2 separate regions of the Homo sapiens genome follow, and region 1 is linked to region 2. Evidence: chromatin contacts called from ENCODE Hi-C or POLR2A ChIA-PET data. All regions are on one chromosome and are shown on one strand. Each heading gives the region's core, a stretch centred on a gene start or an enhancer-like site at or near the end of the contact. The rest is flanking DNA. Distances are from core to core; before and after follow the strand shown.

Region 1 (3,554 bases), core at 587-3,086, 820 kb after region 2:
GCTTTGCTGGCCAGGCTGTCTTGAACTCCCGGCCTCAGGTGATCCGCCCACCTCGGCCTCCCAAACTGCTGGGATTACAGGCATGAGCCAAGGCACCCAGGCCTAATGGTCATTATTGTCATTCATTGATTCAGCAAATAGTAGAGTGCTGGGTGCTCAGCCTCTTGCTTTGCAGTAGCTTGGGTGTCAGAGGTGTGTGAGGCAGGCATTCTCAGGTTCTCTCCTGCCCAATAAAACCTTTTGTCTTTGGGGATACTGGTGACATCATGAATCCCAATCCTGTGCAATGTGCTATGACAAAGGAAAGGACAGGGGTTGAGGCAAGGGGCAGGGACAGCCTATGACACTGAAAAAGAGGCCAGAAACGCATTCCTACCCGCTCTCTCAAAATCCATGTTCAGTGGCAGGATCATCCAAGACCCTGATGGGGCGGGGGGCCTTTTTTCGTCTAGGATGGTATCTGAATGGCTTTAAGGGTAGCTTTCTTCTGATCACATGAGATTTCTGCTTGTGTCATGAAGAATGGGTCAGAGGATCAGGAGGCTGTGGCTGCAGCTGGGGCGGGTTGCGGGGACCCAGGACGAACAGTAGAGCTCGGTTAACGCTGCAAGGGGAGCCTGGCAGGCCGTACATCCCAATGCCAAGCCCGCCGCCTCTCGGCCTGACACCACCGGTGGAACCAAAAAGGGGAAATCATGTCCTTTGTGCCTCTGTGTCTGTGGTAAGCGGGGCCCTCCAGGGGGCGGAGCCGCCGGCAGGGTCCCCCCGTGGCCCGGGTCTCAGGGCAGAGCTCTGCCTGGGGCTCGCAGATGTCTGCAAGGCCGCGGAGGGAGGAGGGTCCAGACGCAAGCCCTTATTTCTGATCTGGACGTCTGCGAGGGTCTGACCCGGCTAGTCGTCCCCGAGGTGCGTGAGTGCGAGGGTGTGGGACACGGCCGGATCGTCCTAGGGCCCCGTGGATTAGCAAGGCACCGGGACCACTGGAGAGGGCTTAACGGGATAGCAGGGAGAGGGCGGGCTCGGGAAGAGCACCCTTTAGGCGAGGGGTTCTCGGGGAACCGACCGGCGTGTCCCAGCCCCAGGCCCGGTCCAAGATTCGCCGGCTCCGCCGCTGCCTCCGCACCCAGGCGGACCCCACCGCACCGCGCCCGGCTTTCCAGCGCTGCCCGAACCCCCGCCCAGCCCACGAGGCAGGGATTCTGTGGTCCTCACTGAGTCATCTGGACCAGAACTAGACTAGCCCAAGGTCACCGGGCGTTCCTGGCGAGGCCAGGGCCGCGCCGCGCCGCCCCTGGTGCATCCCGGGAGCCGCGCCGGTCTGCGGCACCTGGGCGGCGGACAGGGGCGCGGGCGAGGCGGGCGGGGCGGGCGGGCAGCGGACACCGGTCAGAGAGGCGGAACTCCCTGCCGCCAGCCGTGTAGTTTGCCTCGCGGGCGGCGGCGCGGCCTCCTGCCGGCCTAGCCCTACGCCCGACCACAACGCCCAGAAGGCCGCGCGGCGCGGGCGGGACCTGCGGCGACGAGCGAGGCGGTGACATCACCGCCGCATCCAGCTCCCTGGCCCCAGCTCCTCCCAGCGCCCGGGCCCTCGGCCTCGCAAGGCCTGACGGGAATCGTGGTCCACCCCCGGGTACCCCCAGCTGCTGCACGGGCAGCACGGACTTCAGTTCCCGGCGTGTCCTGCGCGCCGAGGCACGTTAACGGCAGGAGGGGGTGGGCAAGCAAAGGGAAAAGCAGAGCCGGGGGGCGGAGTAAGGCGGGGTGGGGGTGGGGGGTGGGGGCCCACACCCCTCCCCCTCCCCGCTGCTCCTTCCCCCTCCCCCGACGTAAACTGGGATCCCTTTCCCCTTGTGTCCGCCATATTGGACTCTAACTCTGGTCAGCCGCGGCGCCGGGACTGTGGACTCGCGGTTCCTCCCGCCCAGCGGCCTGCCCCGCAGCTCCCGCCCGCCCCAGCCCTCCCCGACCCGGACGCGACCCCGCGCAGCGCCCCCCGGCTGGCCGGAGCGCCCGCCGCCGCGGCCGCCTCAGCCTCCCCGCCTTCCCCGCCCTCCGCCGCCGCCCGCGGCCCCCGCGCCCGCTCTGCGCCCCTCTCCCCGCCCGCCATGAGCCCAGCCGACGCCAAGCGCGGGGCCAAGCGCCGGAAGAACAAGCGGGGCGGCGGCGGCGGCTCGGGCGGGGGTAACGGCGGCGCGAGCAGCGGCAAGGCCGGCCCGGCGGCGGCGCTGCGCGGTTCCCAGGCCGCGGGCCTGGCGGCCCCGGGCAGCGCGGCAGGCCTGGTGGGCGGCGCGGCGGCGGCCAACGGGCCTCTCGGCGCGGGCGCGAGCGCGGGCGGCGCCGCCCCCGGAGGCTACTTCGAGGTAAGCGGCGGCAGCGGGCAGGGGTCGATGGCGGTACGCGGTTGCCGTTCCCTCGCGCCTTGGCGGAGCTCGGCCTCCCGCTGTCGGCCCCGGGCCTGGGAGCGGGATGCTGCGGGCGGGCGGATAACGGGTCCTGCGGCGCTGCGCTTGCCGAGGTCCCGGGGCAGGGCGGCAGGTGGGCCGTGCTCGGCGTGACGCGGCCTCTGTCAGCCTCTTGAGAGGAGAACCTGAGCAGAGGCGGCGGGAGGGCTACACCGGGGCCGCCGCTCACGGCGACGGGCTGGTCCGCAGGCTGGAGCAGCCCCTCAACGGGCGGGGACGTCTCCGGGGTGCAGCTCCGCGCACGGCGCTTCGCCTTCCGCTGGACCCGGCGGGTGATACCCGCGAGGCCCGGGCTTCTGTCGTGGCGCCTCGCCCGCTGCGGCGGTTCCAGAGCGACTGCGATTCCGGGAGTGAGCAAAGCTGCCCTTTCGCTCCCAGGGCTTTGAAATGTTTCTCTGGCCACCTTCGTTATTCCGTGCGCGTGATGATTGAGAAGGGCCTCCCGGAAGTTTTCCTTTGGTCCTCCTATGTGGTTATTTGAAATCTACCTGACAGCCACCTGGAGCTGGCAGCCCTGGCCCCTCCTCCCCCGCTTTGTTAAGTTTTCAGGGGTATTTAGTGGTTTGGTTACTCAGGTATGTATTTAGGGTTCGAACTTAAGGAATTTGAAAGGTGATTTTTTTCAGTTTTGTTTATGAAGACAGCTAGCACACATTGCACCTACCAATTATGGATTCCTGCCACTTTTATTCAACCGTTGGTCACAACATTTCAGAGGGTACACTATTTATAAGTGGGTATGCAATTGGCGCAGTCATTTCCAGTTATCCCATTGTCTGCTGAAAGAGAATAGATTTTTTTTGAAAAGTTGCGTTCTTATAATGTTATTTAAACTCTTAAATTATGTAGTTTTAAAGATATTGCAATTAAAAAATGAAAGAAGCGTTGGGAGTATTTTTGTGCTAAATCATGACACAAATTGTTCTTTTTTTTTTTTTCTTTTGAGAACGGAGTCTCGCTCTGTCGCCCAGGCTGGAGTGCAATAATGGCGCGATCTTGGCTCACTGTAACCTCCGCCTCCCGGGTTCAAGCGATTCTCCTGCCTCAGCCTCTCGAGTAGCTGGGACTACAGGCATGCGCCACCATGCCCGG
Region 2 (3,571 bases), core at 945-3,444:
CGCCTTGGCCTCCCAAAGTGCTGGGATTACAGGCAGGAGCCACTGCGCCCAGCCCCCTAGACCCAAGTCTCTAAATATCATCTCTATGTCCTGGTAACTCACTGTGCCTGAAGATGCCTCCCATGTAGACTCCTACACTCCGTTACCTTTCTTGACATCTCCTTTGCTTCTCTAAGCAGCTTCTCAAGCCTCACAACTTCCCATGCCTAGCTGCTCCAGCCCATCTTCTCTATCTTAGCAAATGGCCCCAATCAACAGCGTTCAGACCTAAAGGCTTGAGTCATTCTTGATGCCTCTTTCCTGTGTAAACCAAAAAGTGTCTGAGACAGGTCTCAATTGCTTTAGGAATTTAGCTAATGTTAAGGACATACCTAGAAGAACACGAAATTACAGAAAGAGTCTGTGGTCTGTGCCTTTCTCCAGAGATGACTGTCAGGGCTTCAATATTTAAAAGAGAAAAGTAGGTTGAAGGAGAAAGATCTACATGTTCCAAGAGAAAAGGAGCAGGTAGGGGAATAGTCAATTATGTATTCCTAGTGTGCTCAGTAAGTCGCCACTTAAAGTGAACAGAGTTCACCCGTGGAGATATTTAATCTTGTATCTGTAGGTATCTGCTTAGAAAAAAAAAAAGAAACACAAAGGTGGCCGGGCGCGGTGGCTCACACCTGTAATCCCAGCACTTTGGGTGGCCAAGGTGGGTGGATCACTTGAGGTCAGGAGTTCGACACCAGTCTGGTCAACATGGTGAAACCCTGTCTCTACTACAAATACAAAAAGTTAGCCGGGCGCGGTGGCATGCGCCTGTAATCCTAGCTGCTGGGGAGGCTGAGGCAGGAGAATCACTTGAACCCGGGAGGGGGAGGCTGCAGTGAGCCAAGATCGCGTCACCGCACTCCAGCCTGTGAGACAGAGTGAGACCCTGTCTTTAAAAAAAAAAAAAAAAAAAAAAAAGTAACGCAAAGGTAGTTTCTTGCATGATTCCGCGCTCAGCATAATTTTTTCCTTTTGGCACAGTGAAGTTGGGTCCGATTTTTTTTTTTCCTTTCACGCCTCCCATCCCCAACCCATCAGCAAGTCTCACAGGTCCTGCCTTCAGAAGCCTATCCCGAACCACGCATTTCCCTCCACCTTCACTGCTCCATCTCGGCCAAGTCACCACGCCTTTCAGGGAACTCAGGAGCAACAAGCCCCCAGTGCGGGACGAGCCACCCCAAAGCCCCTCGAGAAGTTTTCTCTAACCACAGCCCCGAAAAGCCCCGCCACTACGACCACTGGCACCCCTGCTTATTTCCTCCAGACCCTCCTCGGCCGTCCCACCCCATCAAGCCCTCCTTTCGCTCGCATCTCCACCCTCCCTGCACACTGCCTAACCCAGAAAATGGCCAAGCAGGTAAGCCCTGTCAACTCACTTCTCCTCGGGACTCGGGTGTCCCTGACTTCCACGTGTTCACGAGAAGCTCGTCAGAGACCCTGACCTCTCCCGGGAGCACAACACAGACTCGAACTGGCTAACTCGGGCTGACGCCGGTTCAGCTGACTCCCATCCTGGCAAGAGGCTTCCGGAGTGTTCCAGCGCCTCCCAGGCCTGCTGCGGCCGCCCCAGTCCACGGGCCGCGCGGAGACCAAGATAAAAGGACGCAGGGTGCCGACCTGACCGATCCCGGCACCGCGAGAGCGCGACGAGGTCCCTGGAGCCCGCGGCCTCGTCAAGGGCCCCACCGCGCCCCGACCCCCGGGTCCCGCGCCCACCTCTCGGGTCTGCGCTCGGCGCCGCGGTGCTCTGCCTCCTCGGCGTCTTCGGGCCTCCAGCGCCTGCCGTCGGCTCTGCGCTTCCGTCCCAGGCTCCATCGCGCGGGGGACGGCGGGCTGCGGGGAGGGACGCGGTCGGCTGGGCACGGGAGGTTCGGGACCGCCTTACAACCTCCGCCCTCCCACACCCCGGCCCCGCACAACCCCCGCCCCACGGGGCACGCGCTCCCTCGCCCGCCGCGCAGCCCGGCCTCACCTGGCGTCACCGTCGCAGCGGCTCTGATGCCTCGGCGGGCTTCGCGGGCGGCAGGCCATGGCAGCACGGGCCGGGCGCGCAGCGCAGGGCCGAGGCTGAGGCGGCGGCGGCGCGGGCAGAGAGCGCAGAGTAGAGCAGGGCAGGGCCTGAGGCAGAAACCCGCGTCCCCGCGCCGGCGCTCACGAGCTCTGCGCGCCCCGCCCCCAACCGCCTTTATGTGGGCGCCGGGCCCCGCCCCTCGGCCTCCCGCGCGCGCCGGGTCGGGCGAGACCATCGGGCCACGCCGCAGGGGTCCACTCAGCTGTGCGCGCCTCGCGAGCCGACTGGGGCTAGGGCGAGGCCTCGGGACCGCGGGCAGCCGCGAAGCCCGACTGCCCGGCCCTCGGCTCGGGAGCCAGATGGACGCCGTGGGCTGAGGAGAGGCCTGAGGAAAAGGTTGCCCCCACCCGCGGGATTGAGGCGGCCGGGCCGCCGCGGGCCTCTGCGACGCTGATAGGTCGCGCCTTGGCGGGCGGGGGCAGCTTTGGCGGGAGATTCGGCCGCGCGCGACGCGGCGCAGGTCGTGGGGGAAGGGTAAGCGGCACGTTTCTCGGCCTGGGTCGTGGCGCATCTCCCATTGGTTCCGGCCTGGGTGGAGCGCGGCTCTGCTTGGTTCCTGCCCAGGTGGGGGCGTGTCTCCTCCCTGGCGGGAACCCGGAACCCGGAACCCGGAAGGCGCGGCCTGTGGCGGGTACTGACTGCTTCCCACGGTCCCGTGGCCGCTGCAGGCCCCGTACGCGCCGTCTATTGTTTTGAGCCGCTTAAAGTTTTGGAGTAACCTTTTAGGTCGCAACAGTTGACAACTACACTGAGTCTTTCCGGTCCCACTGCCCTGGCCGTTGACCGCACACCGGCCACCGACTGAGCCGCTAGTTTCGGTTGCCGCTGCCTCCCTGCCCGTCCATGACGTCCTCCACTGTGTCGCCGGTGCATGACGCTCCCACCCTCTGCCTGGAGTTGACTGGGTTTGTATCCTGAAGAATCCCTGGCTCAGCAGGTAGGTTCCACCTGGAGGCGAGGTCCTGTAGATCCGCACCATCCCGTCCCGCTTCCCCGCCGTCACAGTTGCAGCTGACGGCCCCGCGGATCCAGCCAACTAGAACCCCAACGGGTGCACTACACCTGAGAACAGGTTCCCACAGCTTCCTGTTGGGGACAACGTGAGGGATGCAGGGGAGAGTGGAACCAGCCAAAAGAGTGGGCAGTGGGGTCAGGTCCAGGAGGCTGAGCCCCAGGGATGCTTGGGATCCCTCTAAGGCCTTACACCTCTGGGAGGGCCGGACTTTTGCACCTGCTGCCCTCAGGACTGTGCCTTGGTGCGTCCACCGCCCCCTTTTGAACTCAAAAAAGTCATCCTCAGACTAGGACGGACACATCCTGTCCCCTTCCTCCCCAGGCCCTGGGCATCCCATAACCCTCAACACTGTAAACTAAAAATAAAATCCTGGCAGGGCGCGGTGGCTCATGCCTGTAATTCCAACACTTTGGGAGGCCGAGGCGGGAGGATCATCTGAGGTTGGGAGTTCG

What was found. Hi-C counts contacts between places; a loop is a spot of excess contacts on that map. ChIA-PET counts read pairs that join two places held with the same protein, here RNA polymerase II (POLR2A). Pooled maps may share reads with other maps.
Region 1: a map of naive thymus-derived CD4-positive, alpha-beta T cell shows a loop between it and region 2 (19-fold over the local background). The contact joins the promoter of FAM193A here to the promoter of SLBP in region 2. A Hi-C loop is called at or near these places in 3 of 168 maps with a recorded cell type or tissue (B cell and naive thymus-derived CD4-positive, alpha-beta T cell), 7 of 37 single-sample maps with no recorded cell type and 16 of 50 pooled maps. POLR2A ChIA-PET finds 5 or more read pairs at or near these places in 1 of 52 experiments (GM12878).

What each region holds. Positions count from the first base shown.
Region 1 is chr4:2,534,811-2,538,364 of GRCh38, forward strand. FAM193A (family with sequence similarity 193 member A) reads left to right here and starts at 1,837. Exons shown (of 21, transcript NM_001366318.2): 1 at 1,837-2,360. The coding sequence starts at 2,106. RefSeq lists silencers at 721-880, 1,101-1,750, 1,761-1,810, 2,071-2,170, 2,251-2,540 and 3 more.
Region 2 is chr4:1,710,125-1,713,695 of GRCh38, forward strand. SLBP (stem-loop histone mRNA binding protein) reads right to left here and starts at 2,195. Exons shown (of 8, transcript NM_006527.4): 1 at 2,006-2,195; 2 at 1,750-1,866. The coding sequence starts at 2,064. RefSeq lists silencers at 1,572-1,691, 1,702-2,611 and an enhancer at 2,742-3,031.